Linked DNA regions of Homo sapiens: region 1 is linked to region 2. A link is an interaction called in ENCODE POLR2A ChIA-PET data of the cell type or tissue named here. Cell type or tissue: HepG2. All regions are shown on one strand. Region 1 holds the start of TPRN (taperin). Region 2 overlaps GRIN1 (glutamate ionotropic receptor NMDA type subunit 1).

Evidence for each region. Peaks named below come from ENCODE experiments on the same cell type or tissue, not always from the same donor. Only the 100,000 strongest peaks of a DNase experiment are listed, where the experiment ranks them.
Region 1: POLR2A ChIA-PET joins it to region 2 with 19 read pairs; 19 of 35 experiments call an interaction of 5 or more read pairs at or near these places.

What each region holds. Positions count from the first base shown.
Region 1 is chr9:137,198,260-137,203,259 of GRCh38, reverse strand. It overlaps TPRN (taperin), which reads left to right and starts at 2,519. Exons shown (of 4, transcript NM_001128228.3): 1 at 2,519-4,273. The coding sequence starts at 2,549. RefSeq lists an enhancer at 1,531-2,059 and silencers at 2,288-2,757, 2,848-2,917. In HepG2, no CTCF peak of the experiment used is centred here; DNase peaks (open chromatin) are centred at 569 and 2,309; H3K4me3 peaks cover 3,128 bases.
Region 2 is chr9:137,147,722-137,152,721 of GRCh38, reverse strand. GRIN1 (glutamate ionotropic receptor NMDA type subunit 1) reads right to left here. Exons shown (of 20, transcript NM_007327.4): 4 at 3,613-3,713. Among named protein-coding and RNA genes, the nearest start is that of GRIN1, 11 kb to the right of the region's middle. RefSeq lists an enhancer at 972-1,291. In HepG2, no CTCF peak of the experiment used is centred here; DNase peaks (open chromatin) are centred at 417, 1,401 and 2,011; H3K27me3 peaks cover 2,032 bases.

The DNA of each region.
Region 1 (5,000 bases), 51 kb before region 2:
AGATTCTCTAGTGAGGATGCAGTCTGTTTCGCAGTGCTCCTGCCTCTCCTGGGTAGATGCCAGTAGCAGCCTTCACTTGTGACAAGCAGATGTTTATCCAGACATTGCTAAGGGCCCTGGGGAACAAAATTGTCCCTGGCAAAAACCAGTGGGCTAAAATATTTCCTGTCTGGGGCCAGATGCGGTGGCTCACGCTTGTAATCCCAGCACTTTGGGAGGCGGAGGCGGGCAGATCACGAGGTCAGGAGTTTGAGACCAGCCTGACCAACGTGGTGAAACCCCGTCTCTACTAAAAATACTAAAATTAGCTGGGCATGGTGGCGCATGCCTGTAATCCCAGCTACTCAGGAGGCTGAGGCAGGAGAATTGCTTGAACCTGGGAGGCAGAGATTGCAGTCAGCCGAGATAGCACCACTGCACTCCAGCGTGGGCGACAGAGCGAGACTCTGTCTCAAAAAAAAAAAAAAAAAAAAATTTCCTATCTGGCTCGTTACAGAACAGGTGTGCTGACCTCTGCTCTCATGCATCAGCCTGGCCAGCGGAGTGCGGTGTCAGCCTCTGCCTGGCGTGTATGCTTAGTTGTGTAAACCATGGAGGGGCTTGCGTTGGAGGCAGCTTATCTGGTTTGTTGCTACGACACTGTGTCCAGCCTGGGATTGGCATAACTTTTGTCAAAGCCAGATTCAAGCTGAACAGTGGGAGTGAGTTTCCTCGTAATGTTATTTATTTCTAGATTTTGTGTTTTGTGTGTTCCCCTGTTTTATTTTGGTAGTTCAGAATTGGGCAACCCTACTAGGGTAGAAGTGATGAACATCAGATGCTTCCTTTAGAAAGGTGATTTGAGGAGGGCCCTAAGGGAGGAGACACTTGGCTTCTGGAAAGCTGAAATGAAAGTTTATTCTGGCCAGGCCCAGTGGCTCACGCCTGTAATCCCAGCAGTTTGGGAGGCCAAGGCAGGCAGATCATGAGGCCAGGAGTTCGAGACCAGCCTGGCCAACATGGCGAAATCCCGTCTCTACTAAAAATACAAAAATTAGCCGGGCGTTGTGGTGGGCACCTGTAACCCCAGCTACTTGGGAGGCGAAGGCAGGAGAATCGCTTGAATCCTGGAGGCGGAGGTTGTAGTGAGCCGAGATCGTGCCACTGCACTCCAGCCTGGGTGACAAGAGCAAGACTCTATCTCAAAAAAAAAAGAAAAAGAAAAAGTTTATTTTCTCCAGCTTAATGGAGTGGCAGGAGAATAAGGCAAGCATTAAGCTAGCGGCTGCTGCAGACTGTCATGGGGCACAGAAGCTGAGAAGGGCATCCCCAAGTTAAAAAAAAAAAATCTGTTCTGCATCATTGCAGAGACCCAGGCGACCTTGGTGTGGGAAACAGCAGTGTCTACTGAGCAGGCTGCTGACTGCAGGGCAGGTGATGGAAAGAAGGTGATGTCCGTGCACTCCAATTCCCCTTCTCCCCGTGACTCCAAGCGATCTCCCTATTGTCTGCAGGCTTGAAAGGCTGTGGAAGCACTCTGAAGCCCTCCCTGGGGCAGAAGGGACTTGTCAGCCGGGAGGCTGTGCCCTCAGGGTCATGGTATCCGGAGCCTTGATGAGGGGACGTTCAACCGATGGGAGAGGAGTAACCTTAACGTGGCAGCAGGGTGGAATAATCAGACACAGGGGTCGGCCCTATGGGGCCCACCGTTACCCTGGCTTTTTTTTTTTTTTTTTGGCTCTGAATGCATTGGAGAGCTCTCCAAGCATGCAGGGCCCTGCCCTGGTGAACCTGCTTGCGTGTGGCGGGAGAGGCTGCTTCCTTTGTGCCTGCTCCTGCAGATGCTTTTTGGGGACCACGGATGGCAAGGTTGGGTTAAGAGGCTCCCACCTGGGCAGCCTATAAAAACTAGGGATTTCTGAGAAACTGGTTCGTTGGGGCTGCTCGGGGCTCCAGAATTGGCATTTCCAAGCCCCGCAGGCACCTGCCGGAGGTCGGAGGACCCCTGGTGAAAGCAGGGTCCGGGCCAGAGTGTGGCCTGTGCACCGTCCACGGACACGGGTGCCTTCGGTCCTGGAGCAGCGCCCTTCCTGCACCGCGCTCTCAGCGGACGGAACAGGCGGCCTCGGTGCTGGCAGCATGAGGAAGTCCCAAGCTCAGCCAAGGTCACTCGGGGCGCAGGGTCCAGGGGCCGCGCACCCGGCTACCCCCAGGGACGCCGGGAGCTGAGAGCGCAGAGGCGGAAGTGGGGTCTGCCAGTGAGCGGCGCGAGGCACCGGGGTGTGTCCGGGGGGCCGTCCCCAATGGAGGCCAGCTCCGGTGATAGGCGTTGTCCAATGAAGTCCCTTGGGAGGCGGGGTTGAGGCGAGTGTTGTCCAATCGGTAGGGTCACTTGAGGGGCCCGCCCTCCTCCCCTGCCATAGGTGGGCCTCCCGCACGGGGCGGGGAGAGCGGGCTTTCCCCAATGGTCGGTGGCCCGGGAGGGGGCGTGGCCGCGGCGCCCAGGCTGGCCGCGGCGGCGGCTGCCACTCCGGCCCTCAGTCCAGCCGTCCGCTGCCGCGTTCGCAGCATGGCCGCCCTGGGGCGGCCGGGCTCGGGGCCGCGCGCTGCGGTGCCCGCTTGGAAGCGTGAGATCCTGGAGCGGAAGCGGGCCAAGCTAGCCGCGCTGGGCGGGGGCGCGGGGCCCGGGGCGGCGGAGCCCGAGCAGCGGGTGCTGGCCGAGAGCCTGGGCCCGCTGCGCGAGAACCCGTTCATGCTGCTGGAGGCCGAGCGGCGGCGCGGCGGGGGCGCGGCGGGGGCGCGGCTGCTGGAGCGGTACCGCCGCGTGCCTGGCGTGCGCGCCCTCCGCGCCGACAGCGTCCTCATCATCGAGACGGTGCCCGGCTTCCCGCCCGCGCCGCCCGCCCCGGGGGCCGCGCAGATCCGCGCCGCCGAGGTGCTGGTGTACGGGGCGCCGCCCGGCCGCGTCAGCCGCCTACTGGAGAGGTTCGACCCGCCCGCCGCGCCGCGCCGCCGCGGGAGCCCCGAGCGCGCCCGCCCCCCGCCGCCGCCGCCGCCGCCCGCGCCGCCCCGGCCCCCGCCCGCGGCCCCCAGCCCGCCCGCCGCGCCCGGGCCCCGCGGTGGCGGGGCGAGCCCCGGGGCCCGGCGCAGCGACTTCCTCCAGAAGACCGGCAGCAACTCCTTCACCGTCCACCCCCGGGGTCTGCACCGCGGCGCGGGCGCCCGCCTGCTCTCCAACGGGCACTCGGCCCCTGAGCCCCGGGCCGGCCCTGCCAACCGCCTCGCGGGCTCCCCGCCTGGGTCGGGACAGTGGAAGCCAAAGGTGGAGTCGGGGGATCCCTCCCTCCACCCGCCCCCCAGCCCCGGGACCCCGAGTGCCACTCCAGCCTCACCCCCTGCCAGTGCCACTCCTAGCCAGCGCCAGTGCGTCTCCGCAGCCACCAGCACCAACGACTCCTTCGAGATACGGCCGGCCCCCAAGCCAGTTATGGAGACCATCCCCTTGGGGGACCTCCAGGCCCGGGCGCTGGCCAGCCTCCGCGCAAACTCTCGAAATTCTTTCATGGTCATCCCCAAGAGCAAGGCCTCCGGGGCTCCTCCTCCTGAGGGGAGGCAGTCCGTGGAGCTGCCAAAGGGAGACCTGGGCCCGGCCTCCCCGAGCCAGGAGCTCGGATCCCAGCCGGTGCCTGGAGGGGATGGTGCGCCTGCCCTCGGGAAGAGCCCCCTGGAGGTCGAGGCACAGTGGGCAGTCGAGGAGGGGGCCTGTCCCAGGACAGCCACCGCCCTCGCTGACCGGGCTATTAGGTGGCAGAGGCCGTCCTCACCGCCCCCCTTCCTGCCGGCTGCTTCGGAAGAAGCTGAGCCTGCTGAGGGCCTCAGGGTTCCTGGCTTGGCCAAGAATAGCCGGGAATATGTGAGGCCGGGGCTGCCTGTCACCTTCATCGATGAGGTAGACTCGGAGGAGGCCCCCCAAGCAGCCAAACTACCCTACCTCCCGCACCCTGCCAGGCCTCTGCACCCTGCCAGGCCCGGGTGCGTGGCAGAGCTTCAGCCCCGGGGCAGCAACACCTTCACAGTGGTGCCCAAGAGGAAGCCAGGGACTCTGCAGGACCAGCACTTCAGTCAGGCCAACAGGGAGCCTCGGCCACGGGAGGCCGAGGAGGAGGAGGCTAGTTGCCTCCTGGGGCCCACGTTGAAGAAGCGCTACCCCACCGTGCATGAGATCGAGGTGATTGGCGGCTACCTGGCCCTGCAGAAGTCCTGCCTCACCAAGGCTGGCTCCTCAAGAAAGAAGGTCAGTGGTGGGGGCAGGGCCACTGGCTGGCAGGGAGAGAGTGACAGCTCACAGAACTGTGGGGGCAGCACCTGCCCTGATCCCAGGACGCTTGGCCTGGGCAAAGGATGGTTTCTACATGGACTTGAGGCGAGCTGGGGCTGGGTGGGCCGTGCTGGGTCCAGGGCCCCAGTGGAGCCCCCTGACTTGGGCCGTGGGGACAGCTGGCCTGCTGTGTGCCTTGCCAGGCTGCTGGAGAGCGACAGGGCAGACAGTGCTATGTCCCTTGCCAGTTGTTGTGGCTCATCTGGAATTAGCTGGGCGGGTCTGTCCCTTTGTGAGTCCAGCTGAAAGAAGCAGACCTGGGCTTGTGGGTTCCTCCCTGGGCTTGGCTTTGAGGGGTGGCCTCACATGGTCTCCTGGAGGCCCGCTGCATGGGCGCCAGGCGCCACGCTATGAATGGGAAGGGCCAGATGATCGGGGTTGGCTGGATCCTCGCATCACAGTCAGCCTTGGGGTGCAGCCCACCAGCCAGTTGGGAGAGGGCCATCAGCTCCCCAGAAGGCACACTGGTTGGGAGCTGGGCAGGAGTGCCGTGTATGCCTGTTCTGGGCCTGGGAAGCTTGCTGGGGAGAAGGGGCCTTCGGAGGCTCTGAGCCAGCCAGGCAGGGGAGTCTCCCTCTTGGCCAGTGGCCTGGAATCCTCTGGGCACAGGAAAAAAAATCTTCAGATTCTTTCTGGTAATTCC
Region 2 (5,000 bases):
CCATGTCCCTTCCCCTGGGCTGGCCTTTTTCTTAGGGCCATGTCTGGAAACGTGACCTTGGCCCTGAGGCTGGCAACGCGGGGTCAACCTGTGGGACCGCAGTGCACGGCTCAGGGGCTCACAGGCCGAGAAAAAAAAGTGGAGAAAACGCCCCCTCCCCTCTCTGTGGGGACCTGGGCATGGCGGGGTTCTGTGGATTGGTTTTGTATGTGGTTTTCTCTCCCGTGTCCTGTTGGTCACTCCAGTTAGAATGTAGGGATCAGGCAGGTCTAGCTTGATGTGAACTTGTCTATTGCAAAAGTGGCCAACAGTGGAACAGGTATGTTTTAGGGCAATCGATTCCTTGAGTTGACCCATCTTGGATGAAGAAATTCCACTTCCCAGCCAGCTGTCTGTCCATTTGTTCACCTGCCCATCCATCCTTTTATCCCATCACAGCTACAGAATTTCTCTCAAGCTCTGTGATGAGTAAGGGAAGTGTAAACAATTCAGAAAATAACAGAAGAGGCCACAAGTGGCTGGGCACGGTGGCTCACTCCTGTAATCCCAGCACTTTGGGAGGCCGAGGCGGGCAGATCATGAGGCCAGAAGATTGAGGCCATCCTGGCTGACATGGTGAAACCCCGTCTCTACTAAAAATACAAAAAAGTAGCAGGGCGTGGTGGCAGGGGCCTGTAGTCCCAGCTACTTGGGAGGCTGAGGCAGGAGAATGGCGTGAGCCCGGGAGGTGGAGCTTGCAATGAGCCGAGATCGAGCCACTGCACTCCAGCCTGGGTGACAGAGTGAGACTCCATCTCAAAGAAAAAAAAAAAAAAAAAAAAAGAGGCCACAAGTTCGAGACCAGTCTGGCCAACATGGTGAAACCCCGTCTCTACTAAAAATACAAAAATTAGCCGGGTGTGGTGGCTTGTGCCTGTAGTCCCAGCTACTCGGGAGGCTGAGGCAGGAGAATCGCTTGAACCCAGGAGGCAGAGGTTGCAGTGAGCTGAGATTGTACTACTGCACTCCAGCCTGGGTGACAAAGCAAGACTCCCTCTCAAAACAACGAAAAAGGAAATTAACTTCTGAGAGTCTGGCGGGGCTTTCTCTAAGAGGGGCTTTTTCTGGGCGGGGCTTTTTCTGGTAGGGGCTTTCACTGGGTGGGGCTTTCCCTGGGTGGCACGTTTCTGGGTGGGGCTTTCTCTGAGTGGGAATTTCTCTAAGTGGGAATTTCTCTGGGTGAAGCTTTCCCTGGGCGGGGCTTTCCCTGGGTGGGGCTTTCTTCTGGGTTGGGCTTTCTCTGGGCTGGTCTTTTTTCTGGGTGGAGTTTTCCCTGGGCGGGTCTTTTTCTGGGCTGGGCTTTCCCTGGGTGGGGCTTTTTTTCTGGGCGGGGCTTTCCCTGGGCGGAGCTTTCCCTGGGCGGAGCTTTTATCTGGCCAGAGCTTTTTCCTGGGCGGGTCTTTTTTTCTGGGAGGGGCTTTCCCTGGGCTGGTCTTTTTTCTGGGCAGGGCTTTCACCAGGCGCGACTTTTTTCTGGGCGGGACTTTTTTCTGGGCGGGTCTTTCCCTGGGCGGGGCTTTCCCTGGGCGGGACTTTTTCTGGGCAGGGCTTTCCCCGGGCGCGACTTTTTTCTGGGCGGGGCTTTCCCTGGGCGGGTTTTTTTTCTGGGCGGGGCTTTCCCTGGGCGGGACTTTTTCTGGGCGGGGCTTTCCCTGGGCGGGTCTTTTATCTGGGCAGAGTTTTCCCTGGGCGGGTCTTTTCTCTGGGCTGGGCTTTCCCTGGGCGGGTCTTTTTCTGGGTGGGGCTTTCCCTGGGCGAGGCTTTCGCTGGGCAGGGCTTTTATCTGGGCGGGGCTTTTTTATGGGCGGGGCTTTCCCTGGGCTGAGCTTTTATCTGGCCAGAGCTTTTCCTGGGCGGGTCTTTTCTGGGCGGGGCTTTCCCTGGGCGGTCTTTTTTCTGGGCAGGGCTTTCCTTGGGCTGGTCTTTTTTCTGGGCGGGGCTTTCCCTGGGCGGGCTTTTATCTGGGCAGAGCTTTCCCTGGGCAGGTCTTTTTTTCTGGGCGGGGCTTTCCCTGGGCGGAGCTTTCCTTGGGCTGGTCTTTTTTCTGGGCGGGGCTTTCCCTGGGCGGGCTTTTATCTGGGCGGAGCTTTCCCTGGGTGGGGCTTTCCCTGGGCAGGTCTTTTTTCTGGGCTGGGCTTTCCTTTGGCGGGTCTTTTTCTGGGCGGGGCTTTTATCTGGGCGGAGACTTCTCTTGGCGGATCTTTTTTTCTGGGCGGGGCTTTCCCTGGGCGGGCTTTTATCTGGGTGGAGCTTTCCCTGGGTGGGGCTTTCCCTGGGAGGACCTTTTTTCTGGGCGGGGCTTTCCCTGGGCAGGTCTTTTTCTGGGCGGAGCTTTCCCTTGGCGGGTCTTTTTTTCTGGGCGGGTCTTTCCCTGGGCGGGGCATTCCTTCTTTGGGACCTGTGCATACCCTTGGGACTTTGCCTGGTCACGTCTTTAAAAATCTTTTTTCCTGGAGCCCAGGCCAACCCTCCCTGGGGCTTGCAGTTGGATGAGTGGAGTGGACAAGTGACCTGTGAGCTTAAAGCCGAGTGCAGGGGGCGTAATGGGGGACGATTAGTGCCTTTTTATAGCAGCTGCAGGAGGAGCATGTAAGGCCCCGTGGGCAGCTCTAAGCAACAACCCTACCTTGGGCTGGGGAGATTCCTGCCTTCTAGTCCGAGGAGCCCTGGCTGGCCCCACCCTGCGTTCTGCCCTGGTGAGGGGGCTGCATCTGTCTCCGTGCTAGAGGGTCATTTGATGGACCGTGGAAATGGTGGTCTGCCCTGGGACTGAGAGTGTCGCCGGCTCTTTCCCATATGCAGGGCTGGAGGGCTGGGCTGTGTTCCTCCGGGTGTTTCACTGCTGTTTTGCTCCGCTCTGTTGGAGCCTAGCAGAGCTTTTAGGTCAGGGACAGTGGGGTTTTGGCTGTCCCATGGGGCAAGGCTCCTCACCCTGCCCTTCCCCACTCTTGCTTTTCCTATTCCCAGTCACCCAGGCTTTTCCTTCCCGGGAGAACCTAGCCATTTGCAAATAGGGAGCTTTTTACAGTGGGCTCCACCCCAAGGTTGCTCTGTGGCACCGGACCTGTCCAGAGCAGCTTGATTTCCCGGGTACCTAACTGATTTCCCCCTAAGCTACTGCTGCAGCTGTTGCAATCCTTCAGTTGGGAAATCTGGCCCTCTCCCTGCTGTGGGCCTTTTCGCCTGGCACACCTGCACATCACTTCCCTGGGCCTAGTCCCTGGCCCCAGGCCTGGGCCTTGTTTGCACAGGTTTGCCCCCTTGAGTTGCGGGGCTTCCCAAGGGCAGGGTCTCTTCCATATCCCTCTCCCACAGCCCAGCTCAGGGCAGCAGCAGCATGTGACTGTGGAATGGGGAAGGGCCCAGGAAGGGAGGGACAGATGGAGGGTGTCACATCAGCCATGCCGATAGGAGTGTGGGTGCGGGTGGGGGTGGGGGTGGCTGTCCTTGGTGAAGGTGCTTTGGAAGCTGAAGGTCACTGTGCCCAACAATGTCCCAGCTCTGGCTCAGATGGCGGGTACTTGGCTCAGGTACCATCCTGTGTGGAGTGTGTAGGGCCCTGCCCAGCCTCACCTGGCAGAAAGGATGATGACCCGGGCCTCCAGCTCTTTCGCCTCCATCAGCAGGGCCGTCACGTTCTTGGTCCCTGGGTCAAACTGCAGCACCTTCTCTGCCTGCGGTGTGAGCAAGAGTGTTAGCAGGCGGCTGGGGCAGGGGACATAGCGCCTCAGGGGTGAGAGTTGGGCCGGAGCCGCTGGGAACCCCGAGGCAGCTTAGCTAGGGCTGCCATGGTCTGCGCCTGCCACCTGCGCCTCCGCCTGCCTTCCTCAGTCCTTGCCTGGCCTGGCCTCGCCTCTCCGGTCCTGTCCTGTCTTCAGCCTGCGCGCTCACCTGTGCTCGTTCTGTGCTCTCTCTGCTCTCTCTGGATCTCTCTCTCCACCTCACTCCTGTCCTCATCTTTGCACTGAGCATGCAAGCTGAAGTGGACCCAGACTCAGGAGGCGTGCAGCGGACGGGAAACAGAAAAGAGTTTTGGAATGCAACCAGGAAAAGAGATGGGGCTGACTTTTCCAAAACCATGGGAGGTCCTCTGAGGTTTGATTCCGCAGGCCCCTGAGGAGCAGCCCGGCCCCGGCGAGTGGGTGGCCAGGCGGGCGGGCTCCCTCCCGGGTTCCACGAGGAAACCCTTGGGGTCTCGGAGATTCGCATGCACTTCCCGGAGAGCAGCTCCTCCTGCAGCCGCGCCTGCCTCGAGGGTGCAGGCTAGGGTCACGGCGGGTGGGCCTCAGGCACCCACGCCGCCACGCCTGCCCTCTCCTGCCTGCCCTCTCCTGCCTGCTGCCGGCTGCCTCTCCTCATTGCTTGGGCCTGCGGCTCGGCGGCTGGGCCAGACAGTGGCCCTAGTGGCCGAGGCGCCGAGGCCAGGGCTCCCTAGCCGTGGGTGGCGTGCACGTCCATGCATATATACCTTGGGTCCGCGCTTGTTGTCATAGGACAGTTGGTCGAGGTTTTCATAGTTCCTTTTTTTACTCTGATGAATAATGTGCACAGAGAAAATATGCAGACACAGAAGAAGATTATAAACGGTTGAAAATGACGGCGCTAAAGCAATCACACCACCTCCTCGGCACGTCTGCAGACGGGCTCCTACCTGGAGCTCGCAAACACCGAGGCCCGGGGCGGGGCTGGGGGCCGGGGTGGAGCTGGGGGTGAGGGTCGTAGGGGCGGGGCCGTGGAGGCTCCCTGCCACGAAGCTGTGCTCTTGGAAACGGTCGCTCTCGGGAGAAAAGGAGGCCCTGTCCGCGTCCACCGTTCGGAGGGAGCCCCACCTGCCGCCCCCACCCTGCCGTGCACCTGCTGTGTGGCCCCAGCAGTGCCCACTCCAACCTGTGTCAGTCCTGAGTGGGAGGTGAGCAGCCCCCCCGGGGCCTGTCCCCATGTCCCTCCCCCTCCCTCTCCTT